Linked DNA regions of Mus musculus: region 1 is linked to region 2. Evidence: chromatin loops called from intact Hi-C (ENCODE). Cell type or tissue: left cerebral cortex. All regions are shown on one strand. Each heading gives the region's core, and the rest is flanking DNA. Links, peaks and the distances in the headings are about the cores only.

Region 1 (15,924 bases), core at 4,516-12,515, 55 kb after region 2:
TACTGCCTTGCTTGGTGTGTTGGTCCTTTCTTGCCTTAGTCAAGCTAGGGTTGTGCCATAATTGAGAACAGCTTCTTTGAAGCCTGAAACAAATAGGTTCTCTTGGAAGATGGGAGGAGCAGTCATAGCCAGCATTATGTCCTGTCAGTCACCAGGGAACTAAAGCCTCACCATGGACAGCTGCTGGCCACCCTGTGCCGTTTACTACATGATGTCCACCCAGCGTTAGGTCTGAGAGAGTGGGGCTAAGGTAACGGCTTGTGGGCAAGCCTGGGATACAGATGGAGAGCCCTGTTTCAAAACACCAAACTGGTGGACACTGGTGGCACATGCCTTTAGTCCCAGCACTCGGGAGGCTGAGGCAGGTGGATTTCTGAGTTCAAGGCCAGCCTGGTCTACAGAGTGAGTTCCAGGACAGCCAGGGCTACACAGAGAAAACCCTGTCTTGAGAAAACAAAACAAAACAACCAAACCAAATAAAAAGCCAAAACAACAACAGCAAAACACAAAATCCCATGAGATGAAAAGCAACAGAGGAAGACACTCTCCCTTTCAGAAGGGTGTGTTGAATGCATTGTCTGGAATCCTTTGCAAGCAAGGTTGTCTCTTCATCATATCTTTAGTCATTGCTGTATATGTCTGGTCTCATGTCTATTGAGTTATCTGCTGCTGTAATACTTACTGTTCATAATCATTCCAGCTTTAGCCGCAGGGCACTTGCAGGTTGACTCTTGAGCCTTGTCACGTGTCTCTGTCTCTGTTCTTGAAGGGCAGCTTTTCTGATGCTCAGGTTTGTCTTACATTTCCCATGCTCCAGCCCTAGGGCTGGCCTCTGCTGGGAGCTTTTGTGCTTTTTTATTTAGAGACCAAACTCCAGGAGCTGGAGAGATGGCTCAGCAGCTAAGAGCATTGACTACCCTTGCAGAGGACCTAGGTTCAGTTCCTAGCACCCACATGGCAGCCCACAACCATCTGTAACTCCAGTTTCAGGGGATCCAACACCCTCACACAGACACACATGTAAGCAAAACGTCAATGCACATGAAATAAAAACAAATCATTTTCTAAAAAAAAAAAAAAAAAGAATCTGGACACTCTCTATGTTGGTGCTGCTGGGTTGTTATTCCTGGAGATCCTTTTAGCATGTCGCTGGTCTCTAGCCAGTCTCTGCTTGTCTCTGCTTCTTCATTTGCAAGTGTCAAGCTAGTTCGTTCTGTTCTGGTGTCTCTGCTTTAGTGAGGTGCTGCAGGCTCGCTTTGGGAGTTCTGTCCTGCTTGTTCGTGCTGTCCTTCAGCAGCAACACAGCACTCCCATCTGCCGCTCAGATCACAAGCACAGCAGCTTTCAGAGGAATCCACACCATCTTCTGCAGAAAGAGGCTGGCAGCTTGGGAATGTTGCTCTGGGTTTGCTGGACAGACTGCAGGCACTTGCTTTAAACATTGTGTGTGTCGTGATGTGTTGGGGATGTGCATCAGCACCGTGGACTCTGAGCAAATCATTTCATCTTCACCCCTCTTACAGTCTGGCTGTGTAGTTCAGGCTAGCCCAGAACATCGGATTGATACTCCTGCCTGGGATCCTGGCCAGTTACATGATTTCTTTACTAATTTCTTTTTTCTTCTTCTTATTTTTATTAGGTATTTTCTTCATTTACATTTCCAATGCTATCCCAAAAGTCCCCCATACCCTCCCTCCCCCCACTCCCACTTCTTGGCCCTGGCGTTCCCCTGTACTGAGGCAGATAAAGTTTGCACGACCGATGGGCCTCTCTTTCCAATGATGGCCGACCAGGCCAACTTCTGATTCATATGCATCTTTACTAATTTCTACAGAAGAAAGTTTCTATTTTACTAAGGGAACACTTGCCTTTGAGGCAGTGTGTTCCCTGATAAAATGTACCTATAGCTTCTTCTAACTGGAGGTTCTGACTCAGATCCTCTAAGAAAATGCCCTCCAAACCAGACATTTGCAAGCCACGTTTCCCATTAGTTAATGAGTTCTGGCTGGGTTTCTTTGCCTCCTAAGTTTACCTTCTTGGCTATTTTTCCAGTACATCCTGTTGGTTTATTCTGGTTATTGGTGTCATATGTTGGTAGGTAAGGCTCTGAAGGCCTGAAGTGGGGCTGATTTAACTAGCTGTAGTTTTCCTGGTACTCAGGTTTCAGCATCTTAGAGATGAAGTGAGTGAGTTGAAAGAGCTGTATGCTCTGCACTAGAGGGTCCCATTCAGCCTCACGAGTCAGTCTGCTGTCCCTCACCGACACACCCAGGTGCTCCCAGAAGTGACATCATTTCAATATAGTACTTTATTTCGGTGATCTGATATTTTGTTTTATGTGTTATCAATACAGTCTCTGGTTTGTAGTTCTTTTTTAAAAAAAAGAATACCACTTTTATCCTATTTTAATTAGTGTTTATAATACTGGGAATTAACTCATGCATGCTAGGCAAACACTGAGCCTGCTGAGCTAAGTCTCTAACCATTAATGCTTAGCTCAGTGGTCAAGACTACCAAGCAAGACATACGAATGGTCAGCTTATTGTAGCATTGTTGCCTTTCTGTTGTTTTAAAGTAGTTCATTCACGTTTGTCTGTGCAGGACAAATTCACTTTGAATTGAGAGGTTCAGATGCTGTCCCCAGACAGTGAGATTGTTCCACAAACACGTTGTACTGTCCACGGTGGGCGTCGGACTCTTTCTATCAGGCATCTCATGGGACACTCTTTGACAGATGCTTGGCAGGCTCAGCTAGTAGGGAAGGCAGAGGTGGCACGGGTATGAGGCACAGTGGTCAGAACTGCTGGTGGTCTCTGCAGACGGCCTTGGTTCCCTCGAGCTGACTGCACTGCACGTCTAGCCATACGGAGAATAAACTTTAAGCCAGTCAGGTAGAAAACAAGAAGTAGGAATATAACTGAATTGTAAGATGGGACACACAAGGTCCAGGTAAAAAGCCAGCTTATGCCTCTAATTCTAGCACTGGTGGGTGGAGGCAGAAGAGTCCTGAAGTGTGCTGTCCGGCCAGTCTAGCCAGTCGGTGAGTGAGCTCCAGGTTCAGGGAGAGACACTGACTCCAGAGATGAGAGTTACAAAGGGAAGGTACCAGGCATCGCTCTCAGGCTCCATGCTTGCTCCCACAGCCTTACACCTATGCAGACATGTTCACTTCAGCCAGACAGCTAGCAAAGGCAGCGACTCCCCAGGGCCTGCCAATAGCTTGTTCCTGAGGACCACATCACTGTTTCCCTAGATTAGCTGGTGTGGGGTCCAAGTCTGGTCACTGATAAAGTGGCATGCCATCCATGGTGTCTTAACCCAGTGCTCCGCCTCTCTGGGACACTAAGGGAGAAGAATTGCTGTGAGTTTGAGCCCAGGCAGGGACACATAATGAGACCCACATCTCATATGGAAGTAGCTGGTGTGAGGACGTAATTTGTTGTTTTGATGTTTTGAGATGGGGTCTCTCTGTATAGCCCTGGCTGTCCTGGAACTCATTGTGTAGACCAAACTGGCCTCAAACTCCCAGAGATCTTTAGCAGACACAGAATTAGAAGCAACTGACACTGTATTTGTGTGTCTGGAATGTGTGCCTGGAATACTGTGAGCCACAGTCTTGCTTTGATGACTGTCGCTTCTTTTTCTCAGAGGAAAAGAATCGCTAGTTCCAGGCATGAACAGCAGGTGTCGCTGCAGCTCTGCTTGCTTTGCTGCACAGCTCCTAGACTGGCCAGTTCTCAGGACAGCTCCCAGAGCACTGAGTGTGTATGGAGGTGCTGCACTGAGGCTACTGTCCTCATGGCCGCAGGGCAACACTGAGGACGGTCCTCACTCCTCCTCTAGAGTCTGCATTGCTGAGCCTTGGCATGGGTCATCGTCCATACCCTGCATCAAAGGACACAGTTCCTTTACTTTCTGTTTGTGCCCTACCTTTGACAACAAAGATATCAGAGATGAGGTTATCACCAGGTATTGATCTGTTTAGGGATATGGTTTCACTGTGCAGTTCTGGCTGGCCTGTGACTAAAGACGTCCACCATGTGCCCAGCCAGTCCCACAGAACCCACATCTCACAGAGGTCTACAGCCCTTGTTCCAGGGAATCCAACACCCTCTTCTGGCCTCTAGGGGCACTGCACGCCTATGGTGCACAGACACAAAGGCAAACACTCATCAAACACACAAAATCAAAATAAGTAAATCTTAAAATATATATATATATACACACACTTAATGGGACTGTGTAGTCAGGTCTCCCTCTGACACATAAGGACAGAGCTCATGAAGCCCAGGTTAGCTTAGGAAGCCTGACTCTTCTGCCCCCAGTGTACCTACAGTAAAGCATGGTACTCCTTATGTTTGCTTAGCTTGCGTTCCGCGTGCATCCTTATTATTTATAATGCCTTTTGCTGCGCTTCTCTTTGTGAACAGTAGGTGGTCATTTTAAATTACCTCCCAAGTGGGACAAGGCTAACTATGTTGTAATTCTAAAGTCAGCATTTTTAGCTTCAAGAACACTGCCTTACCAGAATGATCAGGGTTAAGCACATGCACAGAGAGCAGCTCGTTGTGAACTGGAGCGCTCCGGTTCCGCGTGCTCGCTGGGAGTGACTTGCAGATATGACCGTCAGCTGGGAAGGAAGCCCTCCCTGCAGCCTTGGGGGTCCCACCACAGACATGGGCCAGAGCTTGCCCTTGGCATTACTGAAGGCAGAGAAGCGTGTGCTGGGCACTCAGAGCACTGCCTGCGGAGCTCGGCCTCTCAGGTATAGGTAGTGTTTGGGTTTTTGGTGGTGACGGCCTGGGCCAAGGGTGGGCCTGGCATTGACTCAGCTGCCTTTTTGTTTCAGATGTCATCTGGGTGATTCTCAGTGTGGAGGTGGGTGGACTTTTAGGAGTAACGCAGCAGCTGTCATCTTTTGAAACGGAATTCAACACACAGCCACATCGCAAGGTAGAAGGAAACTTCAACCCGTTTGCCTCTCCCCAAAAGAACCGACAATCAGATGAAAACAACCTAACAGACCCTGGGGGTTCCGAGTTCGACTCGATCAGCAAAAATACATGGGCTCCTGTTCCTGAGCAAAGCGAGCAAGATCAGGATAGACTGTCACAGAGCTCTGTAAATCTGTCCCCCAGCAGTCCCGCAAACAACTTATCAGTAGTGACTTACAGTAAGGTAGGTGCCCTCGGAGGAGGGGCAGGTGGTGGGCCCTGGGATTCCTGACACTTCTTCGTGGCAAACCTACAATGCTAGACCACCACTGCCCAGAGCAGCTGTGGCTCCTTAACTGCTCAGCACTCCTGCCCGTAGTCACCATGAGTCAGCCGTCTTTCTTCCCCGTGTGAGTGCCCTGTGGCTGCTGCTTCATCCCCATGTGTAATTCATTTCTGTCTCTGTTCTGACTCGGGTGTTGAAATCTGAGGCTATTTACCGTTAGTATTTTTAAAACTGTCAAAATATCATTATCAGTGCCTCCGGGGCAGGAGTATGCTGAGCTTCGTCATCTCAGCGCGCTATGCAGCGGGCTCCTGCTGTGCCTTCTCGCTCTGGGCGGGTTTATCCTGAGTAAAGTGTCCAGCTCCGTTATTCTATCCTAAGATTGTTGTCCGTGACTGTACTCTGTCACAGTGTTGAGTTCAGTTTGCTTTCCCTCATGGCTTCCTCCCCCGCACCTTGGAGTGGCTCAGAGTGAAATTTTGACTTTGCACATGTAGGAGATAAATGAGGAACTGACTGACATTCAGCATTCTGGCTCTTGAGAGGCTGCGCTGTGTGTGTGAATTGCCAGTTTCTGTGCTAGCCAGCTCAGTGGTTCCCACTCACTGTTCAGGTAAAGATGGCTCCCGGTTACTGGTTGGGCCTGAGCCCACAGCTAGGGTTGCTGTGACAACTCAGCTCTGTGTGCACACTCCTCCCATGTACAGAACTGTCTCAGGTCCACCTGTGCTTCAGGCTAACTCTCAGCCTTGGAAGGTAGACTGAGCTGTGTGCTGGAGGTCAGGGTAGTCTACTCACTGTGTTTTGTGGACAGTCATAGGAGCTAGCTTTATTCACTTGAGAGGATTCACAATGATTTCTGTGTGCTGAGGTGGTCATTGTGTCAGGTGGGCCAGGCAGTGACTTGGCCTGCGTTAAGGAAAGGCTCCACTATCTCTGGTTTTGAGGTAGGATCCTCCGTTCTGTGCCTCTCAGGTACTGGGCTTACAGGCTTGATTTCAGCACAGCTGGCCAGGACTCCACATCTTCATATTCACACAAGTTTTCTCTCTTAGACAAGGTCTCATAGCCGAGATTGGCCGCACATGTGCTGTGTAGCTGAGGAGGGTGGCCTTGAACTTGTTTTCCTGTGTCCATAGACGCTAACTACAGACAAGCCCCACACCTCATTCTCCACTGTGTTGAAGATGGAGCATGGCCTCATGCAAACTAGGCACACACCCTCCCAACCAAGCTACATCCTAAACCCAGAGTATTGTCTTGAAAGCTCTCTTTGTTGCCCATATAGCAAGTAGAACATCCAGCCTTGACCAAGCAAAGCCCCATTCAGTAGAAAGTCAACGCAGCTAAGGTCAGTGGAAGGGGAAAGTTGGCAGAAGCAGCTCACATACTCGATTGTTTGCAGAACAGGGCGCTGCTTTACTCAGCTGGGCCTTGTACTGAGCATGACAGCCGTCTCAGGGAGTTCTGGCTAAGGAGCTGATGTCAGTTCTAGCTGTGGACCATCTTCTTCTTCAGGGATTGAGGTTTCTAACCAGTTGCAATGGTTATTTACATGTTTACAACAGAGGCAAAGGGCTGAGCCTCCTGCCAGCCTAAGGCCCTGCTCAGCCCTGCTGCTAGTGCTAGACAGTGAGTGGGAGGAAGGCCACTTACTTCACGTGCTTAACTGACTAGCTTATACTCTCACTGCCCACCCCACCCCCATTTAAAAGTAACTTTTCAGTGCTGGAGAGCGCCCACATGGCAGCTCACAATCAACTGTAACTACAGTTCAGGGGCTCCACCGCCTTCTGACCTCCACAGGTGCCAGGCATGCAGAGCAAACATCCATACACATAAATTTGGTTGATTAATTGCTTGCTTGTTCGTTCATTCATTCATTCATTCATTCATCCATTCATTCATTCGTTGTTTTTTCGAAGCAGGGCTTTTCTGTATAGCGGTGGCTGTCCTGAAGAACTGACTCTGCCTCTCACTCCAGTGCTGGGAGCGCCACCACACCTGCTCCACACATACACTTTTAACTCATCTTAAATGCAAATAAAATCAGCTTCTGAGCCAGTGAGGCGATCAGAGAGTGGAGGTGCTGAGAAAGCCAAGACTCAAACACCAGGAAAGTGCAGGTTGTCCTCACTTGCGCGTATGTGCTGTGCCGTCCCCGCACTATACACATTCCAGATGATATCCAGGAAGGCTTGGGCAGACTGGATTAATAATGTGAAACTTCATCTTTTTTTTTTAAGATTTTTATTTATTATTATACATAAGTACACTGTAGCTGTCTTCAGATGCACCAGAAGAGGGCGTCAGATCTCATTACGGATGGGTGTGAGCCACCATGTGGTTGCTGGGATTTGAACTCAGGACCTTTTGGAAGAGCAGTCAGTGCTCTTACCCGCCAAGCCATCTCACCAAACCCGTGAAACTTTATCTTAAAGAGACATTGGGACAAGCGTTGTTGTTGTTTTTAAACCAAGCAAAATCTTACTCAGAAAAAAGTATGAAACATCTGGCTATGTTTTCTGTGTCCATCGAGATGTGTTGACTTCCTCCTTTGGAATGGCACAGGCAGTGGTCAGTGAGTAATGACCACATTGCTGTAAGTAGAGCAGTTCACTGTCCAATCAGCCCGAGGATTAGAGTGCCGATCCCTGCCCACACTGACCATGCAGCAGGAAGATTAGCTGCTCGCAGAGCAGTTCAGAGTCAAGTTTGAGTCAGAACTTCAGTTGTGTCATTTACAGCAGGAAAGCAAGTGTTGGCAGGAGGAGTGGAACAGAACAGGGGTAAGGAAAGGGGTTCGCAGAGGTCACCTGAGCTTAGAAGTGGCTGAGACAGCCATATGGGGAGAGTGACAGTGATGCAGGGAGCTGTGAGTGATGGGTCGTGTCGGCCGCTTCCCGTGTGCTTCTCTGAAGAGGAGTGGACGACACAGTCACAGATGGCTTTGGCGGTACTGGAACTACCTCCGAGTACTGCCACATGCCTTTAACCCCAGCACTCAGGAGGCTGAGGCAGGACAGTCAGGGCTCCACAGAGAGACCATTCTGTCTCGAAAAAACAAACAAGCAAAAAGACAAATATTGGTATAGAGGGATTAAAGAAGGGCTCAGCGTCCAGAGCACTGGCTGTTCTTCCAGAGAACCAGGTTCAGTTCTCAGCACCTATATGGCAGCTCACAACCATCCTTACTTCAGTTCCAGAAGATCTGACTCCACCTTGTGGCCTCTACCAGCACTGCATGCACATGCAAAATACCCATACATGCAAAAACAAATAAATTGAATATGTATAGATATATGCATATGTGTATATGAAACTGCAATGGCTACAAGTAGAGATTTGTCTAATAGTGAGCCTGAAAGGCATGTGTGTGGGTGGCTCAGTGGTTAAGGTACTTGTTGCTGAGCCTGACCCACGTGGTGAAACAATAGAACCAACTGTCACGTTGTTCTCTGACCTCCATGTATGCACTATGTTATTTTTTAAAGAGACATTAAAGGTATAGGTAAGGAGGATGACAGATAGTTCAGTGGTTAAAAACCATTTGCTGTTCTTAACAGAGGACCCACATCAGGCAGCTCACAGCCACCTGTAATTCCAAGGGATCCAGCATCCTACTCTGCCTCCTAGGACACCTGCACACATGTACATTATACTCAGGCACACGTACAGTCAGTCAATCAGGAAAGCATAGGTGATCCTAAACAGCTGTATTTAGCTTGAGAACACAGGGGTAGTTGGTTCTTGAAGTAGACATGCTTAAAGTTGTGAATAGTGTCCTTGGCCCAGTGAGGAGAGCTACTTTTGAATTGTTCCTAAATGCTCAGGCATACTTTGCCTGTAGATGAGGAAACAAACGTTCTGAGGGGCTGCGTGCCTTGCTGAGTGTCACAGCAGGAAACAGGTAGCACACTGCAGGTGTGGGTGCCCTATGGCTGAGAGGTCTCTGCCCCCTCTGGGTTGCTGTGCTTGCTTCCCTAGGCCCTCTCATTGGCTGAATGAACTGTGTTGTGGACCAGCAAGGACTGAGGTGACTGGGTGCCATCAGGGCCGGAGGGAGGCAGCATTGAGGTGTGCTGAGACGCTGTGGTATGGAGCTGCCTGTGGTGTCTCCTTAGACAGCATTCCACTTGCTGAGGGTTGAGAGTGTCCTCTTCACATTTGAACTCTGAGGGCAAACAAGCCAAGTGCCGTTTATGATAGAAGGGACTGCAGAGTGCGGAGGGCATGTGCTTCACCTGCTGCTGTCCTCAGTGGTGGGGGGCCTGAGGGGGGCTGTGTCGGATGGGCAGCTGTGGGCATCAGCAGTTGGCAAGAGATTGGAATCACCTAGGCTGGTAGGCCAGAGAAGAACAAGATGCTCTTGGAAGCCCATCTCCATGCGAGGTCTCTGGAGATGGAGTCTGGCTAATGGGAGCTGTACAGACAGGTGTGTGGAAAGAGTAGACCTACTGAAGTCAAAAAGGTGGTCTCGTGACCCGCATCTCTGTGTGCTTTCTGAGACCTTCCAGAACAGTAAGACCAAGTGATTCAGGACAGGTGGGAATAAGTGTGAGGCTGTGGGGCAGCAGGTGCTGTCTGTCCTTCCTGTCTGCAGCAAAGAGCCTTTTACATACACCAGGCAAGCTAAACCCCAGGGCAAGTACGGCCATTTTGTCTCAGCTCTGGGAAGAAGCAGGCTGCTGTTTGTTGTGTGCTTCCACCTTAAACTGGATCACAGCCGGAGCCTCTTAGTATTTCTGCCAAGCCCTGGTTCAGAAGGAGAACATGTGATTGTCTCTGCAGCCTTCTGCTCGTTCCTCCTTCCACTTTGCCATAGCCACAGCCAAGTGCCGTCTGCCTTTCGTGCCCACAATCCCACCTCTACCCTGTATTTTTAGGAATACAAATGTGTGTGTACCAGAGAGAGGGAGTGTGTGCGTGTGTGTGCATCCACGTGCGCGCACGCTCATGCGCCTCTGCCCAGCATTTTTGAAAATACAAACATGCACATGTGTATATGTGCACTTATGCACCATAGTGCTTGTCTGAAGGTCAGAGGTCAGCCCTGCAAAGTTGGTTCTATCTTAATCATTTGGGCCCCATAAATGAACCTGCAGTTGGCAGTAAGCAGTCTTACCTGATGAGCCTTTTGGTGTACCCTGGGGCTAGCTAAAGCATACAAGCATTAATCTCGGACGAAGCACTGGAAGGGTCGGTGTGACCCACAATGTGCTCATGCTGTCTGCACTGTTGGGGCTGAGCCGGTCTTTTACTCTGTGGGTACAGCGGCCACGACTCAAATCTTCTTATCTGCTTTGAAGCAGCCACAGATTTAACGTACTAGCCTGGAATAGCGATGTACACTTTTAATCCCAGCTCTCTGGAGGCAGAAGCAAGAAGATCTCTGTGAGTTCGAGACCAACCTGATTTTATACACACACACACACACACACACACACACACATATATAGAGAGAGTGTGAGTGTGTGTGAGTGTGAGTAAAGGTTCAAGGACAGCCAGAGATAGGGAGAGAGACCCTATATCAAAAAGGAAGGTTAGCATAGTAATAAGGAGCAGTCAGGGGAGGGCCAGTTGAAGTAGGCCCAGCGTGTGACAGTTTACCAGAGACAGTTAGTGTCACTAGCTGGCTAATGATTTCATGAAAGGGCCCCTCTGCAGCTCTCCTGGGTAGTCTTAGTAACCAAGTAGTTCTAGGGATTTATGACTGCCCTGTTCAGGCTCCTCAGCATTTTAGAGGAGGAGCCAGGCAGGTGCTACTCCTGCCCCAGTAAACACCTTGGCCTGGTAAGCTTTCTCTCCGTCGTCAGGGAGGGAGGAGATTCCTGAAGAACGTCTCTGATCTCCTGGGTTCAGATTTTGTTGGCATTGAAATTGCTACTGTGACAAAAGCTTGTATAGTCCCTGAAGTCACAGAAGCAGCTGTCTTCCGTCCCCCAATTGTCCTGCAGAGGGTGCAGTCTCTGTAGTCACTGAAGCAGCTGTCCTCCATTCCCTGATTGTCCTGCAGAGGGTGCAGTCTCTGGCTCTACTTTTTCCTGAGCATGCTCTATAGAGTGGGGACAGTCTCAGCGGCCGGCCTGCTAATTTTGGCAGGCTCTGTTCTACAGAGGCTGTGTAGGATGCTAGGCTCAGAGACAGCCAGTTCAAGCCCCGAGGTAGAGATGTGCCTGGTGGGTTCAAGGAGTGAGAACAAGGTGGGGGTGCTGCAGGGGAGGCGAGGCTGAGTACAGTGTGAAGTCAGGGCAGAAATCAGGTGGCAAAGCTTTAGGGATGTCGTGAAGGACGCCATGGTCACTCTGCCCTGCATAGAACAGAGAGCAGTGGAAGCAGAGAGGCCTCCTCAGCAAGAGCGCACAACGGATGTGGGGTGTGAGGAGAAAAGACAGAGAGGTTAGAAGGGTGGGGTCAGGAGCCGTGCGTTCCATAGAGGGAAGAGCAGCCTCACACTAGATAGGAAGGTTAAGAGAGAAGGATAGGATAGGATCAGAGTTGTACGTCTGAGTGTTGCGTCACACGAATGGCGTCTAACCTTGTATCGCGGTTGTCATTCTCTAGATGATGGCTGACTCGAAGCTGTTGGTGTGTGTAAGAAAGTCCAGAGCCTAAGCTGTGCTCTCAAACACACCTAGAGCATCATTGCTGCAGTTTGCATAGACTCCAACTCAGGCAAAAACTCATACATAGAAATTACAAACCAGTCAGCCAAGCAAGCAAGCAAACCAAAAGGAAGGACGGAAAGAAAAAAGGATGTGCGGCGGCCAGGCATCGTGGTTGCAGATCTTTAGTCTCAGCAGAGGTAGATGGATCTCTGAACTGGAGGCCAGCCTCGTCTAGCCAACTCTGCAGAGTTAACCCTTTTCCCACCCCCACCCACAAAGAAAAACCTTTAAGAAGAAAGACAAAGGCTTGTTATGTAGCTCACACCTCCAATTCTGAGGAGGCAGAAGCAGGCAGACAGCCTGAGATATGCAGCACGTTCCAGGCCAGGGAGGCCACGCAGACAGACCCTGTCACCTACAAGAGAAACCCATCTAAAGCCACACAGGCCTAGAAGCTGAGGCAGGACAAGAGTTTGGGTGACAACCACTAGCAACCCAAAATCCAAGGGAGACAGCCAAGGCCCTGGGTTAGAGATGTCTGTGAGCCACCATGGGCGGGCTTGGAATCAAACTTCAGTCCTTCTCAGCACCCCCCATCCCATCCCTGCTCTAGGACTTCCATAGTTGCAGAGAATAATACAGTAGTCACCAGTGCCTGCCACCTTTCCACGGCACTTAATAGTAGGCCGTGGCCAGAACCCAGTTAGAGTCGGGTGTTTCTAGCACATTTTGATGAATGGTATTGGTTGTCCTGTGCACACGGTCTGTATGTACATTTGTGTCAGGTGTGGAGGGAGACTCCTCACTCACCTGTAGCAGTTGAGAACCCATGACCAAGGAGGAAGAAGCAAGAGGGAGGAGCATGAGCCCCGCCCACCCGGCAGCCTGGCACATTCTGTACAGAAAACGTTTGTCAGGCAGGGGACTCTGGGTTTGATGCAGTGCGATGACTGCATCTCCTGAAGGCCCAGAAGAACTAGGTGTTTGCATTGGCATGGACTGTATGTGCACTTCAAAATAATTTAAGCAAACAGTGTGGACCTAGAAAATGTCTTTTGTTAGGTAGCATTGCTGATTGACTGAAGCTGAGAAGTATGTCCAGGAACTCTCCTTTGTACCTCAGCAGTTTCAAAGCCATCAAGCTCCTCTGTGTTTGTTTTGGGGCTCTGGGCATTGTTTCAGATTGCTGACACTGGTCAGGCTTGTAGCACAAGACAGCTGTGTTCTCAGGATTGCCAGCTTGTCACACTGGTCATGTCACAACTATCTCTCCCTTTTCCTCTCCCCTCTGCATTGATTTCTGCTGGGGTTCTAAGGTAGGGTCTGTGGACAGCATTTCACCACTCAGTAGTACCCAGGCTTCTCTGGCGACTCCAACAGAGATGTTCAGCGTGTGAGAACCCATGCTTATCCCAGAGTGAAAGAATAGCTTCCCTCCCTGCAGAGCCCTGAGGGACTGGGGATTTTTGCTGGTAGTGGGTTCCTAAGGACCAGTCACAACTGTCTGCTCTGTACAGAGGCAGCTTCATGGTGTGTGGTCAGTCATGCGTCTCCTCTGCACAGCCTCTGCTGATCCCTGTCTTTAAAGTGTCACCAGTGTGCCTCACCATGACAGGGACATAAGCCAGACAAGAGAAATAGAATGTGGAAAAATTGGATTTTTCCAGCTTTTCTCTTTGCTTTCAAAAAAAAAATGTATTGTGCTACAATCAATTTTTAAAATGTTAATATAATTTTTAACTCTGTGTGTATGTGTGTGTGTGGGGAGTGCCCATCAGTGCCCTCACAGGGCCTCAGGGCCTCTGGAGTGTAAGTGTTAGTCAGAGGCAGCCGGGAGCTGAGTTCTGGCCCTGGGAAAGCATCCGGCATCCAAACTGCTGAGCCACCTCTCCAGTCCCTCTTCCTTTTGAGATTTTTTAAAAATTTTTAAATTTTAACATTGCTTTTGTGGGTGTGAATGTGGTTGTGCATGCCACAGCTCATGTGAAAGTTGGGGTGACTTGTCTACAGTGCGGGGCCCATTGAACAGTTTTCAGTCTCTGTTGTTGCAGGGAGCCCACATTAGCCCAATTCTTGTATTTCCGCCTCCTGAACACTGGGGTAGAAGCTGTTTGTGCTTCCGTCAGCTTCTTTGGATGGATGATGGGAGGGGTTTGAGACAGGGTCTTAACTGCATAGCTGTGGTTGGCCTGGCACAAGCAGAAGCCTTCCTGCTTACGCCTCTGCCTCCCGAGTGCTGGGATTGAAGGCATATGCCACCATGCCTGGCTGATTTCCTTCTTTTTTAGAGATCTCCTTGCCCTAGGAGAGGCCAGAGAGAACCCTGTCCACAGCATCTCATCTAGGTTCTAGCATACTGTTCTAGCGGAAGACTGCTTTGTATAGGCTACATAAGCCCTCTAGCAACTGAACCTACTCTCTGGCCCTCAGATACTTTCGAAGCTTCGGTTGGATTGGCTCCTCGAGGCAGGTTTCTTAGTTGGGTCAGGGAAAGGTTGAAGGCTGGCAACGCTTGCTGCGTATGGGTACCTGGGATGGGGAGGGGAGAGAAGTTAGGTGTGTGGATGCTGAGGAGGGTGGACAGAAGCGAGTGGCTGACAGGATGGATAGGCTGGGACAGTGCACAGACAGGAGTAGTTTAGACCATCTGGGGAACTGCCACAGAGATTGGAATAGAATGGTTTACAAGGCACTCAGAACCTTTAAGTAGTTTGACAGAATCGGAAGGCTATGACTCCCGTCTACCCTGATAGGTCCTCAGGCCTGAAATAGGTGCCCACACTCACCTCTGGCAGCACAGAAATAAATATGTCTTTGAACTTTAGAGTATTTTCCCAGGAAAGTGGCAACGCCTGGCACACCGTCACCCAGCAGGTGGGGGATGAGTTTGACTAGTTTGATTTTGCTGATTTGTCCATTTCCTGTTAGTGAGAGCCTTGGATCCCATCACGTTGGTCGGTCTCCAGCCCTAGATGGCCAGTCCCTCCAGCAGGGCTGCAGCACTTGATACGTGCAGTCCAGTGTCAAGACAGCACTTCCTGCAAAACCTTGTACTTATCTATGTTTGCATTGGGCAAGCAAAGCTAGGAAGAGGATGAGCAGGCCTGGGGGGGGGGGGGGAGCGGTTCCCTGCATGTAGCAAACCGTCCTCTTTATTAGCCTGTGTGAACCTTTTTATTTATTTAAACCAAGTCACAAAAGTGAAATAAAGACAGGTATACGAAAGTTTCCATGTTGTGGTTTGTCTAAGCAAGTTTTCAAATAGAGGGGAAAAGATTAACCCAAATGGTCTCTGGGAAATGTCCTTTTTGAAGAAATTTCAGCTTCTTTTTGGCACCTTCCCCCAAGATAATAGATAAGAACTCAGTCCCCAGCAGAGCAAGTCCCTTCCTTCATTTTTAGCACAGTATGGAAGGATTGGTGGAATGGTCCGTGCGCAGAAGCAGCTGGCTGTCAAACGGGGACTTAGGAGAGAAAGGAGATGTGACTGAGGCAAAGCTAGTTCTCAGTGATTTGCTTGCTCGTTTGACTATGTTGCAATGAAGTTAATGTGGGTGTTTGCTTCTTTGATGACTGTTAGTTTAAGTTCAAACATTTTACATCTAGAAATACAAAATATGAAAATTTTAAATACCAATAGGATTCGTCAAGTGGAAAACTATACTAAGAACCTCTGTTTCATATAAAAATGGTACGCTATATACGAGATACTAATAAACTGTTTAGTCTTGGGTCCCATCCCTCAGTCAGCTTATTATGTGCAGATATTCCAAAAGCTGGGGGAACAATCCCAAACACCTCCAACAGAAGTGTTTCATATTCAGACAGTCAGTGTGCACCCCTCTTTGGGGAGGCTTATGCTGGCACCGCAGTTTAGGACTCGTGTATTAACAGGCCCCCCCTCGCAGAAGCTCATAGACTAGCCATGCCTCTCGCTGCTGCACAGGGTTAGCATCGTGAGGACCGGTTCAGGCAGTTGTTGGTGTTGGGTTTGCTTTGCAGACTGTATAAGAAGTCCAGGTCTTTTCTCCACAAGTAATAAGGCTTGACCCTGGGCAGCACCTGCTGGGCATGTTACCACCGAGCCCCGCCCACA
Region 2 (15,924 bases), core at 3,071-11,070:
TTCTCTCTTAGTGAGGTTCCTCTACGTGTTTTGTTTGTCTGAAGACGGGGTCTCCTGTGGTCCTGGCTAGTTTAGAACTCTCAGCCTCTGCCTCCCAAAGTGTCGGGATTAAAGTTGAGCCCGCAGAGCGGGTTCATCCCCAGTCTTTATTTATATATATTTTATGTATATCAGTGTTTTGTCTTCATGTACACTGCACACCAGGGATGGCATCAGACCATAGTGAACTGCCATGTGGGTGCTGGGCATTGGACTCAGGACCTTCGGAAAGGCACTGAGTGCTCGTAACCAATGAGCCATCTCTCAAGGCCCCTCCTCAGGTTTTAAAGAGAAGCCAGCGATTCCTAAGACAACCTTATAGCATCTCTGTAATGATGCTGTTTCTCAGATGCTCTCCCTCCTCTAGGCCACGCCCGTGCCCTGCCCACCATGGTTATGAGGTTCCTCTCCTATAAAGAGGAAAAAATCTGAAGGGAGATTCGAGATTCGCGTGCTTTCCTGGACCCGAGATCTCCTTTTTCTAACACAAGGTGGTGACACCCCACAGTTGAGACCAGCTAGTTCTACAAACTCACATGATAGAGCAGAATCGAGACTGAAAGCTGGAGAAGGCAGAAGGGAGGGGAGGAAAGTACAAACCAGAAGCGGATACATGCCCAACCTCCCTTGCCACGCCCACCCCCCTAAACAGATACATGCCCAACCTCCCGTGCCACGCCCACCCCCAAGCAGATACATGTCCAACCTCCCACACCACGCCCACCCCCCTAAGCAGATACATGCCCAACCTCCCGTGCCACGCCCACCCCCAAGCAGATACATGCCCAACCTCCCACTTCCACCTCTTATTCTCGGAAATGATGACTCTCTACAATTTGTACAAGAAGAGTCTCCTAGCAGAAGGTTACTAAGGCAAGGTTGTAGTGCCAGGCAATGGTGATGCATGCCTTTAATCCCAGCACTTGAGGGGCAGAGGCAGGCGGAATTCTGAGTTCCAGGCCAGCCTGGTCTACAGAGTGAGTTCCAGGACAGCCAGGGCTACACAGAGAAACCCTGTGTCAAAAACCAAAAACCAAAAAAGACAGGGTTATAGGTGTCTTTGCTACTTTGTGGGTTCTTCTTTCATCCACCATTTCAAACCCCAAACACTAGATAAGAGAGAAGAAAGGAGAGAGGGGAAAGGAGAGAGATCCCTGAAAGTGGGCGGGCATTATCATCAGACTACTTCCTGCTGATCAGGGAAGTCGATCTAACAGTTCCTTGGGGCAAGTTTGATTTTCACCGTTAGTGTACAGGCAATTCCTCCTGCCTGCTCTCAGGGACCTAGCAGTTGCTTATGTCCTGACCTGCCACTGCCCCAGGTGTGACATATGTGTGCTGCATATAAAACCCACTTTTTTCTCAGCAGCTTGCTCGCTCTTTGTCCCCAGTGTCCCCTTTACCTGTTCTCTGTGGGTACACTTCCTTCTCCCATCCTGCTCCCATTTGTCTGTCTAGCTGTGCACTTGTCTGCCTCCATCTCTTTCCCTTGTCCCCTCCTCCCCCCTCCTCTAATAACCCTCGTTCACAGTAGGTGTGGCTTACTTACTCAGGGGCACACCTTGTCGTGGGTACCCCCTCTCCACATTGTATTCCATAACACACCAACAACAACAACCCTGCTTCTGGGGCCCTAGCATTTATATATGCTCTCAAAAGTCTCCAGAATTCCAAATGTCACACAATCGCAAAAAAACTCTCTTCAGCTGACAAAACCACACCCCCTGCATGAAGCAAATCCTAGTCAGTAGCCAGTGGCTGTGGGCAATCTGAAGCAGCCCCATATCCTGTGAGCTCTAACTTCCTCTATTCAGGCAGAGGACCAGAGGGCAGTCCCCAGGGCCCATGTCAGGTAGTTAAGAATTGCCTGTAATAGTTGCTTATGAACTCTGCAAATACCTGTACTCATAATGTATACACACATACACACACACACACACTGTGTGCAGACTGACTTTCAAACATCACTAGCCTCTGAATAGCTCCTGTACCATGGACTTGTTCCTCAAACCTCCTGGAGGCCGGGTGTGGTGGCTCACGCCTTTGATCCCAGCACTCAGGAGGCAGAGGCAGGCAGATTTCTGAGTTTGAGGCCAGCCTGGTCTACAAAGTGAGTTCCAGGACTGCCAGGGCTATACAGAGAAACCCTGTCTCAAAAAACAAAAAAAAAACCAAAAAACAAAAACAACAAAAAAAAAAAAAAAACAAAAAACAAAAAGCAAAAAAACAAAACCAAAACAAAAAACAACAAAAACAAACCAAAAACAACCTCCTGGAAACTTAGACCACACCCAGTCCCTGTCCTACACAGTCCCTGTCTTCTGCACAACCAATTGTAATTACTGCCATTTCCAAAGACTTTGTGATTTAAAAAGCTCAATGTACTACTGGCCCTTAATACTTGCATGTAATTAAAATGGTATAAAAAGCAGATTGGGAAAATTAAATTTGCCTCATGCTACAATGTTGTCTAATTGTCTTTTTTTTTTCTTTTTAATCCTTCCTCCCTCTCTGGAGAACCTGTTGACTGACTGAACTGGCTTGGTCAATAAAAGCTCAGAGCACATTTCGGAGATTGCTTGAATCTGGAGATTTCTGGACTCTAATCCTAAATCATTCCAAAGAATATATTTTGCTCTTGGCTGGCTAGGTATGGGGGTAGTGCATACTTATCATTCCAGCACTTGAAAAGCTGAGGCAGGAGAATCAGAATTTGATGGTAATCTGGGCTGTATAGTGAAACTCTGCTTCAAAACAAATATATAAATAAATTTTATTTTTACATTTAGTTAGGAGTTCATGTGCATGTGCGTGCGTGTGCCTGTGCATGTGTATGTGTGTACACACATGTCAGGAGTCAATCTCCTGTTCTTCCATTTGGATCCAGAGAATGCACTCAGCTCATCCAGGTTTGGCAGCAGGTGCCTTCCTTCATACACTAGGCCATAACCAGGTTTTAAAGGAAAATGTAAACCAGTAATTTGAAAAAGCGACTTTTAAGAAAGGAACGTTAAGTAATAATAAGTAGAACCTCCAAGAGGTCTCCTTTGATTGACAGTACTTTGAGAACTTTACTAAGGCCAGAAGTACAGTGCCAGAAGTCAAGACTTGGATTTCTTTCTGGCTTCCAGCAAGGGCAGAGTCGCTGACTAATCTCCTACCTTGACCTCTCCAATTTAGAAAGAACAGAGAACAGAGAAACACGGGCTTTTCCCAGCTCTGAGGTTGCTGTGTGTTTTCTTACCCTGTGTCATCTTTTTGTTGACTTGCTTGTGATCCAAAAGATCTTGCCGGGTGGGGGTGGCGAACGCCTTTAATCCCAGCACTCAGGAGGCAGAGGCAGGCTGATTTCTGAGTTCGAGGCCAGCCTGGTCTACAAAGTGAGTTCCAGGACAGCCAGGTCTACACAGAGAAACCCTGTCTCGAAAAACAAACAAACAACAACAACAAAAAAAACAAAACAAAAAACCACCACCAACAACAAAAGGTATAAAGAAAAACCCCTGGGGGTTTTCCTGTGGCAAGGAAACCTGTTCTTGAAACCAACCTACAGCAGGAGTTGTACACGTAGCATTCCAGAGCCCAGCTGTGGTTCTCTGACCTTGGGGACTTTCCTGGAGAGGGCCAACTATTTTTACCACAAGAAGAATAATTTGGAAAGTTAAGGACTCAGGGGTTGTTGCTATATTAACTCAAAAATGAGAGAAATAAACTTAAAAAAAATAAGCCAGGTGTGATTCATGCCTGTAATTCCAGCATTTAGTAAATGGAGACAGGAGGACAACAGTTGATGGTCACTGCTGGGTACACAGTAAGTTTAGGACCAGTTTGGTCTACACAAAGAGATCCAGGCCAGCCAGGGTTACACAGTGAGACCCTACCTTTTTTTTTTTTTTAAAGATTTATTTTTTGAGTACATTGTTGCTGTTTTCAGACGCTCCAGAAGAGGACATCAGATCCCATAGCAGATGGTTGCGAGCCACCATGTGGTTGCTGGGACCTCTGGAAGAGAAGGCAGTGCTCTTACATACTGAGCCATCTCTCTCTCCAGCCCGAGACCCAACCTTAAAATCAAAAGCGGACATGTCTCTGCCCTGTAACCTCACCACCTAGGAAGAGGCCTGCTTCATAGTTCCTAATTTATCCTTTCACATCTTCTCTCTTTCCCATTTAAAAATTAGTTTCCTGGGCTAGTGAGATGGCTCAGTGTAAAAGCATTTGCTGTACGAGGCCTGAGCCTCAGATTCCACAGTGGAAGGAGAAAACCAGCTCCCAAAAGTGTCCTCAACAGTTCACACTTGAACCCTGCCCACATCTAGCCAGGGTGTGAGGCCAGACCTGGTGACTGCCGTTCTCTCTCATGTCACCTCCCACTCCTCTGAGGCAGGGTCTCTCTCTAATCCTGGAGCTTGAGTTTGCTCAGCTTTTGCTTTCTTTATTGAGATAAAGTCTTATGCTATTCAAACTGTCTTCAAACTCATTCTGAAGCCAGATTGGCCTTGAACAGATAGCAATGCCCCGACCTCAGTCCCCTATATCGATTCCCAGTACTGGGATTACAGATGACGGAATCTACCCTGTCTGGGATTACTGATGGAAGCCACCCTGTCTGGCTCTTATGATTTGTTTTGTTTGAGACAGTCTCGAGTCACCAGGGCTGGTGGAGGCTGGCCTCAATTCCTTATTCTCCAGCCTTTGCCTCCCAAGTGCTGAGATCACAGGTGTGTCACCATATGAGGCTGTCTTTTGGCTTTTTTGTAGCCAAGGCTCACTTTGACCTCACTAAGCAGTTAAGGGTGGCCTTCCATCCTGATCCTCGGCCTCCTCATGTGGGGATTACAGGCATGTGATATGAAGCTAACCTGGTAGTTTATGTCCTAAGAAACCATGACTAAGGAGAAGAGAGTGTCTGAAGCACTGCCAACGGTAGGAATACACAAACTGTCACACTGATAACCCTGAGCTCTGGTCCTCATGATCTCACAGCTGCTGTTCATGAGATAGACACAATTCAAACACATCCGTAAACATATTTTGTCAATCTTTAATCAGGTTGAACTGTTGAGCAAACTATCAGCAATAACTGCATTTGCTCAAGGTTCTGCTCTGAAATTTGGATATGATAACAATCACCAGGCGATTTTGAGCCTCCTCCCAGGCCCACTGACTTCAGTTGAGTCTCTTTTCAGAAGTAGTTGTGACAGTAGTTATCCCAGCAAGTAGGGGTAGGAGGATGAGATCAAAGGCAACTCCAGGAAGAAAGCCCGCCTCTGCCTCTTGAGTGCTGGGGTGGTTTATTTTTTAAAGGCAGGGTCTAGAGTATCTCTGGCTGGCATCAAACACACAGAAATTTGCCTGCCTCCCCAGTGCCGCCACCCTTGGCTGTCAGCCAGGCCTTATATGCAAGAGCGAAGTATCTCTGCTCTCAGGAACCCAGGTCTTCATACCTTCGGGGAAACAGCTTAAGCCAAGTCCCCAGTTGCCCAGTTTCTTACCCACCCCCATCCCTGTACCTAGTCATATCTAACAGGTGACACTGAGAAAATACTTGGTGACAGAACGGGCAGATGAGTCTCTCCACAGCTGAGCTTCTTAATCCTTCAGCTTCAAATGGAGCCTCACATTAGTAGATACACTGGATACTGTCTACAGTCATTTTTTTGGTCGTGGATTTTAGAGACAGAACAAGATTTGCTAAATTCTAGGGTATTGACCTTTCTTTGCAGAGGATCGGTTCCTCTGACCTGTAACTGGTGCTTGCATTAGGCTGCCTTTATTTTCTGGAAACGTAATGCTAAGGTTGCATAGTAACATAGGCAGTCATGAGAAACTCAGGTCAGAATCCAGAGACTAAGCGTGCACCGCCGCGACCTTGGGAAAATGTCTGTTTGAATACTAAGTCCCCTGAGAGCGGAGCAGCAAGAGTCCGCTCTGTGCTGCCCTTTGCCCTTTGCCCCAGTCCCAGCCTCTGTTCCTGTGGCGACTTCGGGTTCCCAGCCTGAGCATGGGTGGGGTCGCTCGTCTCCGAAGCACCTCTCAGACTCGTGACTCCTCCCACGCAGTGTGGGGACTCAGGCGAGGACAGAGACCCGCCCAGTATCCGCTCTTTCCGGCTTCCCGTTTCCTGCCCCCTCCGCTCTGTCGCGGTGAGGTCACGCGAGAGACGTCACCGAGTTATGACGTCACTGAAGGCGGGCTTTCGGGAGAGGAAGGGGCGGGGTCCGAGCGGCCCCGCGCGTGCGCGTTGGGCGCGGCCCGGGAGGAGGCGGAGGCGGCGGTGCTGCGAACCGCGGCGGCAGCAGCGGCGGCGGCGGAGGCGGGCGCTGGGGGGGGTGGGAGGGGGGGGAGCGCGAGCCCCAGAGCCAGCGAGAGAGGAGCGAGCGGTGCGGTGCGGCGCGGCTCGGCGCGGCGCGCGCAGCCCATGAGGCGGTGAGAGGCCTGGGGCCTGTCTCGGAGCAGTGCGCGCGGCGCCGGCCAGCAGCGGGCCGCCCTTCGTGGGCTCGGGCCCGGGCGCGGCGGCCGCCCGTGGAGAAGCAGGTCGGGGCGGTGGAAGCTGTGCGTCCGGGCCCCCCGCCATGGAGGGCATGGACGTGGACTTGGATCCGGAGCTCATGCAGAAGTTCAGCTGCCTGGGCACCACAGACAAGGACGTGCTCATCTCCGAGTTCCAGCGGCTACTCGGCTTCCAGCTCAACCCGGCCGGCTGCGCCTTCTTCCTGGACATGACCAACTGGTGAGTCCGCCCCACGCGGAGCCAATCCTGCTGGCAGCGGCCTCGCGGCCCCGAGGGCAAAAACACCGGAGCCCGCTCGTGGAGTACTCCCGGGCAGGGCAGGGCCCAGGCCGGGAGGTGGCAGGGAGTCAGAGCCCGAAGAACATGGGAAGAGGGGAGAAGTGGTGAGGTGGAAGCCAGGGGAGTCGATCTGGGGCGAAAAGCGTGTGTTCTGGGAGTAGAAAGCACAGGAAACGAGAGTTGCGAAGTGTTTTCCTTTTAAATAGGTGCGAAGTGTAGGAGCTGAGGATGACAGAACGGTGTGGAAACTCGAGGGAGTGTGTTAGGTGCTGAGGTCGAACTCTGGGCGCGGGAGAGGTCTCGGAGCTGAGAATAGATCTTGTGTCTCTTTGAGGAGATAAGGGCGAAAACGACTTTTGCGGCGGAGGGAACACAAATTATAATCAACTGAGTATGGTGAGAAAGGAAGAGTTGTGCCAGGGAGAAGTGACATCTAATGGAGGCGCCGGAGCGCCAGGCCTGCGACGAGGACTGGGAAAAGTCTTCAGAAAGTGGAGGGAAGCTGATCTTGGAGGCAGGAACTTTGTGAAGACACTGGCGTGCTGGGCAGAGGCTTGGCCTTGGGAACTTTGACGAGCTTACTGATTGGATGGGCTTAGTTGACAGAAAACTGAGAAATGTATAGGTTGGGGGCCAGGGGTTCTGGCTTGTAGTTGGGTTGTACAGGCTGAAGTGGAGCTGTCTCCAGGCACCGACGTGTGTCTTGGTTCTTAGAGCAGCACTTGCTGTTTTTGATAAGCAAGAATACTTTCTCTTGGTCTCCAAGTAGGGATTGTTAAGTTCACTCGGGAATTTAACCATTAGACTGGAGACCATTAGACGGCCTTTGAAAGGCTCTCAGGTGAAGCAACTAATCGGGATTTGAGCAAAAAGCAAGGGGGTGCATGCCCTTTGCCCCGTGTTGAGCGTTCAGTGCCCTGACGTGTGGAATCTTGTTTCTCTTGGCATCCCTTGAACAAACTCCCATTATTTCCATGTCCACCCAGTGCCTCGAGCAATGTCTGAAAAGAGGTTGTAAGCTTAGATTTTTATCCTACTCCTGCCTAGTGCTCCCCCACCCCACTCCAAAGATGCTTATCTGTGATGAGAACCAGAGGTGAAGTGTTTTCACTATTGGTCTTAAAAAAAAAATGACAAGAATGGGGCTGATATTTTAGTGTCTGGTAAACTGGGAGGCATTGAGGCACAGCCTTTTAGAGTTAAACAAGTACTTGTGAGTTCTGTTTGTGTCTTCGTTTATTTTTATTATTTCCTAATTGTGAGTATGTGCATGTGTACAGGTTCTTTTGGAGGCCTGAGGCATCGGGTACATGTGGGCTGTGGGGTGCTAGTACTGGGTGCTAGAGATGGAACTCAGACATGCTGTTGAGTGTCTCTCCAGCTCCTGGGCTTGTATATTGGGTCCAGGTGATCTGATGCAGGGAATGGAGCTACTTTTCTGAGCACCAACTAGATGGGTTTCATTTGGGCACACCTTTAGTCCTTGCAGTCTGGAGACTGAAGCTGGCACATCTAAGTGAGTTGAGGCCAGGCTGGTCTACATAGCAAGTTCCAGGCCAGCCAGGGTATATTGAGAGCCTGTTTAAAAAAAAAAAAAAGAAAAAGAAAAATCCTGAGCACAGCCTATGACTGGTAGGTTGTGGATGGATGCAGGAGTGGGCATTGCTCTAGTCTAGTTCCTAGGAGCCTCTAGCTTGTGTAGAGCGTTGCTGCTGTCTGTCTCCCACATCCCAGCTTCTTTTTCCCCTCTTATTTACACTAGGTAGCTTGGTGGTTTGGTAGGGAAAGAACACTATTTCTCCCTAGTTCCTCCTGATGTGACTATTTAAATACTGAAGAGACTCGGGACCATTGATCCTTAGTCTTGTGAGTGCTGGGATTACAGGTGTGAGCCATCAGGCCCAGCTAAGTTTTTAGTACTGCCAGTGTTGCCTGGTTCAGCTCTTCTGACTATAAACCCACCAGAATTAGCTTTGTATGCTTGAGGGGTGTGTGTTTTCTGAGACGGTTTCAGAGTTTGTGACAGGTGAGTAACAGGCAAGGCATGTGGCTGAGAAAAGTAACAAGAACATGGCTCCCCCAGCCAGATGTGGTTGTGCAAGCCCCAGCACTCTGGAGGCAGAGGCAGAGGCAGGCGGATCTCTGTGGGTTCCAGGCCAGCCTGGTCTACACATAGAAACCCTGTGTGGGAAAACAGAACGCTAAGAGAACCTGTGTACCAACAGTTGACCTCCATAGACCTGTATGCTGTACTCAAACAAAGTGATAATAAATAAAGACTGAGTGAGTTTGTTGTTTTTTATGAGACGGAATCTCTAATAAATAACTTTGGGTGGCCTTGAACTCACAAGAGATCCACCTGCCTCTTGCCCTCTGGGTGGTGGGATTAAAGGTGCCACTACCACCCCACTCATATTTTTTAATTAAAAAAATATAAGTTCGCAGAACCCCACAAAAACCCCATGGACCAACTGAGTACTTAAGATCTGTACCCTGAACCCTGGTTGATGTGCATGCCTTTAATCACAGACCATGGGAGGCAGAGACAGGTGGATCTCCTGAGTTCAAGGCCAGCAGGGTCCACACAGAAACCCTATCTCTAGAACCCAATCAATCAAAGACTTCATTGGATAAATGCTATACAACATTCTTTAACATTTAGCTCTGAACAGATGGGAAGTGAAAAACTGTGTGTCATACAAGTCTTCACAGTGACAAAGGCTTGGAGATTTGAGATGTAGACAAAAGGCAGAAACAAGTGGGGCTTAAACATTAAGCAACAAAACAATAAAGTTGCAACATGGTTAAAAAAAATCATCAGTTTAAAATGAAGATCCTGAGTTTTCTAAAATGAAACCCCAAAGTATTTTTGTTGTCTGTATCAGAAAATTGACATTTTGATTTCAAAAAACAAAGGGTCTTCTATGTTATCTACCTCCTCTTTCTTTTGTTGGGACTGGGTCATACATAGTCTAGGCTGGCCTGGAGCACCTGATCGCCTGCTTCCATATCCAGGTGCTGGACTCAGGGGCCTGGCCTTCCTCTACCTTCCCAAGGAATTCTGGTTTACCGTTTGAGGCTGGATCTCACTCTGTAGCCCTGGCTGGCCTGGAACTCAGAGATCCTCCTACCCACCCCACCCCAGTGCTGGAGTCAAAAACGTGTAGGATCATTTTTAAAGACTCCCTTGCTCCCTCCCTCCCTCTTTCTTTCTTTTTTTTTTAAAGATTTATTTATTATTATATGTAATTACACTGCAGCTGTCTTCAGACACTCCAGAAGAAGGCGTCAGATCTCATTATGGATGGTTGTGAGCCACCATGTGGTTGCTGGGATTTGAACTGAGGACCTCTGGAAGAGCAGCCAGTGCTCTTAACCACTGAGCCATCTCTCCAGCCCCACCCCCTTCTTTCTTTTTTATAGAGCCTTTTTCTAGTACTTAAACTGCCAGAACTTACTCTTAAAGGTCATCAGTGACTATGAATAAATTCAGTATCCAAAGGCCAAACTAAAGACTGGATGTAGCTCAGTGGTTAGACTAGTTGCCTAGCATCCATGTTGTTTTAGGTTCAAGCCCCAATACTAAAACAGGTAAATGGAATCATTTGTATATTAGCATCATTTCCTGCCAGTGGAATTTCTTTCATACATTGGACTGGACTATGAATTAGAGAATTTGTAGGGGGCTGGGCGTGGTGGCCCACGCCTTTAATCCCAGCACTCAGGAGGCAGAGGCAGAAGAAGGCAGATTTCTGAGGTCGAGGACAGTCTGGTCTATAGAGTGAGTTCCAGGACAGCCAGGGCTACACAGAGAAACCCTGTCTCGAAAAACAAAAAAACAAACAAACAAAAAAAAAACAACCAAAAAACCAAAAAAAAAGAATTTGTAGGAAGCAGGCATGATGAGACACATGTTTAATCCCAGCACTGGAGAGGCAGAGGCAGGCAGATTGCTGTGAATCCAGGCCAGCATGCACTACTCAGGGAGTTACAGAGCACCCGGGCTACATAGCGAAACCCTGTGTCAACAAAATTAAAAGAGAATCTGTAGGAGATGGGTGTGCTATCATCCATCATTTGGAAGACTGGGACAGGATGATCACTGAATCATAGGCCAGTCTGGGCAAAGTGAATCCTTGTCAGTATCAAAACAGAGATAAAATATAAGATACACTCAATGAAGTTACCATCTTAACTGATTTTAAGTGTGCAATTCATTCTCTATTCTCTAAAACATTCTCTTGTTTGTGTGTTCAAGTGAAGTTCTCAGTGTAAATATCTTTTTTCCCCCCTTTCTTGAGACAGGTTTCCTCTGTGCAGCCCTGATCTCCCTGCTTCTGGGATTAAATGTGTATACCACCACACTCAGCCACGAGGACCTTACTTTAAGAGTTAGCAATTGATTGATTTGTGCATATGGCTGTAGTTTTTCTCTCACTAACAGTTGGGATAGTGTTAGCCATTCTTAGGTTCATGCTGTGTTAACACATCCTCAGCTGTCTCTGAGGACCTGGGGATCTTCATGGGTTATTGTTTTGGCTTACGACCATGGGTGGAACAGGTGTTTTCCTTATCTCTGAAAAATGGTTTCACGTATCCCAGGATGGCCTTGAGTTTGCTCTTCAATTTAGGATAACCTTGAACTTTTGACCCTCCTGCCTCTATGGGATGTTGGGATTATAGGTGCACAGCAGCACCCCTGGTGTCTACTGTGCAAACTGAGGCTCTGGGCACTAGAAGAACACTCTACAGGTGAGCTGTAGCCCCTGTCTGGAACATACGTTTTCTGAGAAAAAACTGAGGAAAACCTTTGTCTTAGTCAGGGTTTCTATTCCTGCACAAACATCATGACCAAGAAACAAGTTGGGGAGGAAAGTGTTTATTCGGCTTACACTTCCATACTGCTGTTCATCACCAAGGAAGCCAGGACTGGAACTCAAGCAGGTCAGGAAGCAGGAGCTGATGCAGAGGCCATGGAGGGATGTTCTTTACTGGCTTGCCTCACCTGGCTTGCTCAGCCTGCTCTCTTATAGAACCCAAGACTACCAGCCCAGAGATGGTCCCACCCACAAGGGGCCTTTCCCCCTTGATCACTAATTGAGAAAATGCCTTACAGTTGGATCTCATGGAGGCATTTCCTCAACTGAAGCTCCTTTCTCTGTGATAACTCCAGCTGTGTCAAGTTGACACAAAACTAGCCAGTACAACCTTATACAGTAATGCCCTCCTGTTAGTGTTGTCAGAAGCTCCCTGTTAAGTAAAGGTGTAACCATAGAGACAGCTGAAATCAGTGTGGTGTGAGTTCCCTTTCATGTGGTCCCCCTGGTGTGTCCTCCCAGCTTAACCCCATTCTCACAGCCCTATGCTAATACTTTCTGATCTAGTCTCTGACTTAAAGGTGAGACTTGGTATTTCAGCAGTCTTCTAACATGTGTATGAGTCAGGCTTGCTGACCCACACTTGAAATCCCTGGAGATGGAGGATTAGGAATCAGGGTCATCCTCAGAAGCACGAGACCTGCTTCAGCACCCCCTCCCCACCCCACACTTGTCTACATGAGGGAGTCATTCATTGATGTTGTGTGCTTAACCTGTGTGAGGCCCTGAGTTCACACGCCAGCACCCAAAGGAGAAGAAAAATGTGCCAAACGCTAGCTTTAGAAAGAACTCCACAGGGTTAGTCTCTTATGTCTGATGGTATTATTCTTAACATGGTTTCTGAAGAAATTGGGAGATCTTGCTCCAGGTTTTAATTTATACTTTTTTTTTTTTTTGGTTTTTCGAGACAGGGTTTCTCTGTGTAGCCCTGGCTGTCCTGGCACTCACTTTGTAGACCAGGCTGGCCTCGAACTCAGAAATCCGCCTGTCTCTGCCTCCCTGAGTGCTGGGATTAAAGGCGTGCGCCACCATGCCCGGCTATACTTATTTTTAATTAGCACATAATATTACACTCTTGCTGTAATAGAACCTTATAGCTTATGAAGCTTATATAGAACATGTTCATTTTAGGGTTTTCTTTTTAAAAATTGTTCATATGAGTTCTTGAGTGTGCTCTCAGCCTGTTCTCGAAGGACAAGAGAGTATCCAGGTCTGGACTGGAGCTACAGGTGGCTATGAGCTGCCTGATATGGAGGAGTGGCAGGGCCTCCAAATCTCTCCCTTTCCTTCTTTCTCCCCAAGATAGGTTCTTGCTAAATAGCTCAGCTCTGCCTTGACCTTGATCCTCTGGTTATGCCTGAGTGTCATTTTAGTTAAAGGAACATAGGAAAAGTACATTGCTGTCTTAGTGAAAGTGTTCACATGTGTTGTTACCTTAGGGCTTGCATTTCCACTCACAGACAAGAACTACATTACAGAGGTATGGCTTTGCTTCTTACAATTTATTTTGTGGGAAGGGGGAAGTGGGCATGTTTGCTCCATTGTGGGGATTGGGTTGGCTCCTATAGTGTAGATCTTAGGGCTCAAACTCAGGTCATCAAACTTGATCACAAACGCATTTACCCACTAAGCCATCTTACCAGCCCTGGGGGGATAATTTTTTTTTTCTTTTCTTTTCTTTTCTTTTCTTTCTTTTTTTTTTTTTTTTTTTTTTTTTGGTTTTTGAGACAAGGTTTCTCTGTGTAGCTCTGGTGTCTTGGAACTCTGTAGACCAGGCTGGCCTTGAACTCGGAAATCCACCTGCCTCTGCCTCCCAAGTGCCAGGATTAAAGGTGTGCACCACCATGCCCAGCTAGACAGTAACATTTTTTTTTTTTTTTTTTTTTGAGACAGGGTTTCTCTGTGTTGTCCTGGCTATCCTGGAACTCACTCCATAGACCAGGTTGGCCTCGAACTCAAGAATCCGCCTGCCTCTGCCTCCCAAGGGCTGGGGTTAAAGGTGCACACTACAGCCACTAACACACTGCTCTAGGGCTGGGTCCTTTGTTTTTTGTAAAGATTTATTTATTAAATTAAAATTAAAATTAAATTTATTAAAGATTTATTTATTTATTATATGTAAGTACACTGTAGCAGTCTTTAGACACTTTTTCTTCTTTTTCCGGCCCTGCCTGCTCCAGTCCAAAGATTTATTTATTATATGTAAATACAGTGTAGCTGTCTTCAGATGCCCCAGAAAAGGGTGTCATATCTCATTACAAAGGATGGTTGTGAGCCACCATGTGGTTGCTGGGAATTGAACTCAGGACCTTCCGAAGAGCAGTCAATGCTCTTAACCACTGAGCCATCTCTCCAGCCCACAAGGCTGGTTTCTTTACCATTTCCCATCCACCCTCACCCCAGAGTTTATCTACAATGTATGCAACAGCAAAGACTAATAACTACCAGGGAGTGGTTTTGTTTGAAGTATTTTTATTTTTTATTTTAAATTATGTGCACACTTGTGCTGCACACTTGTGCATCAGCATGTCAGTGTATACAGATGGGTGCAGGTGCCCAGAGAAGGAGGATAGGGAGGGGCGTTGGAGTCCTGGATCTAGAGTTAAAGGTCACCCAGTGTGGGTGCTGGAAACTGAACTTGAACCATCTCTCCAGCTCCACAGGGCAGGATTGAAACATTTTTGGGGGCAGATGCTAGCGATCATGTAAACCAAAGTAGGAAGTGTCGCTCCTGTCACGATTTGATCAGGAAATTCAGTACCTGAAGCCATCAGAGAAGAGTTGCGTGACACCCAGGAAGACTCCCAGCCTCCCCTGAGATAACGGAGATAAAGTCTCAGGACACAGTTCAGGATGTGCAGGCCTTGTGGGGTTGCTGGGAGAGTTTTGTTTTAGACAGGCATGATGAGATCATGGATGACAAGTGTGGAGTTGTTTTTGGTATAGAGTATTGGCCAGGTGGTATTGTTAGGACTGCTGTAAAATTGACTGTCTTGTTTTGAGACAGGATTCTGCTGTGTAACCCTGGCTGGCCTTGAACTTGACCAGGCTGCTCTGGAATTTACTGGCAGGAAGCTTTCTGGCTTCTCCTGCCTCTGCCTCTCAGCTTGCTGAGATTACAGGTGAACCAGCAGCAGTCTGGTGCAGTCACCCCACGGGGCTCACAGTGCTTCCCAGCAATTATTCCAGGGGCAGCCGCAAGCTTTATGAAATTGCTCCCCTTCCTCCTGGCTGGCCCCTCCCCGACCATCACTGGCACCTGCCCTCAGTTGTGTTACCTCAGATGGAACTAGGCTATATATAGAATGATAAAGTATTTGACCTTTTGTGTCTGGCTGCTTTCTTCCTTTCTCCCCATCGCTGTCTGTCCTGTTCTGGCGCTTGAGACCCTGTTCCCCTACAGTATAGGACGTTGCCAGTGCTGCTGCTAGGCTGTGACCCGTGACAGTGTTTGAGAGCTGTGAACACTTCCCAGGGACTGATGACTACATTTCTGTAAGGGATGAGTGAGAGAGAGCCTATGGTAGTTTCCTCTTCCTCACGGTGGCACCAGGTCAAACAAACAGCCATCCCAGTCAATGAGAACAACACCAATAAGCAGATTTTCAAATGTATTATTGTGTGTGCATGGTGGGTACGGGAGCCACAGTGAGTAGAAGTCAGGACAGCTTTGTGGATGGAATGGGGGTCAGTAGGCTGGTGCAGCAAGCACCGTGGCCTGCTGTCGGCTTGTCAGGTCCTTCCTCATGAACTGGATTCTTGTTTTCCTAGTTACTCTTACTGTATCTTTTATGTGTTTGTTGACCATTTGTTCATTTTCTTTGGGGAACTCTGTCTTCCAGTTCTGCCCTTTTCAGTTGGTTTATGTGTTTGCTGTGAAGTTGTAAGAAGCCTATGTCTGGTGGTGGGCTCGTGGCTGGTGGATCCTCGCCGGTTCTCTTGGAGCTGACTTCATTGGTGGAGGCTGCTTCATTGCCTCTGCCTCAAATACTTTATTCATTTCCACATAGCTTCACCTTCCCAGTGGCCCCAGTGACTTTTCCTTAGAGTGAGCTTTGCCCTTCCTTTCTGACCTAGGAAATCGCAGGCTTGTTTCTTTTCTGGGATTGGCACATTTAGCACCATTCTTAGGACACCCTTCTCTGAACGCCTGCACTTATATAACATCATAGCACACACGTCCTCAGGAAATGCCCCAAGCGTCTTCTGCGGTGT

What was found. Peaks named below come from ENCODE experiments on the same cell type or tissue, not always from the same donor. Only the 100,000 strongest peaks of a DNase experiment are listed, where the experiment ranks them.
Region 1: it touches region 2 in a loop (2.7-fold over the local background); 2 of 42 quality-filtered maps call a loop at or near these places.

What each region holds. Positions count from the first base shown.
Region 1 is chr17:27,757,165-27,773,088 of GRCm38, reverse strand. It overlaps Ilrun (inflammation and lipid regulator with UBA-like and NBR1-like domains), which reads left to right. Exons shown (of 5, transcript NM_001033279.3): 4 at 4,850-5,178. Among named protein-coding and RNA genes, the nearest start is that of Spdef, 36 kb to the right of the region's middle. In left cerebral cortex, for the core only: CTCF peaks have their summits at 7,520 (motif pointing right), 8,447 (motif pointing left) and 11,199 (motif pointing right); DNase peaks (open chromatin) are centred at 5,736, 9,990 and 11,236; H3K27ac peaks cover 3,096 bases.
Region 2 is chr17:27,811,025-27,826,948 of GRCm38, reverse strand. It overlaps Ilrun (inflammation and lipid regulator with UBA-like and NBR1-like domains), which reads left to right and starts at 6,407. Exons shown (of 5, transcript NM_001033279.3): 1 at 6,407-6,772. The coding sequence starts at 6,615. In left cerebral cortex, for the core only: a CTCF peak has its summit at 6,073; DNase peaks (open chromatin) are centred at 5,409, 6,166, 6,693, 7,149 and 1 more place; H3K4me3 peaks cover 2,347 bases; H3K27ac peaks cover 1,862 bases.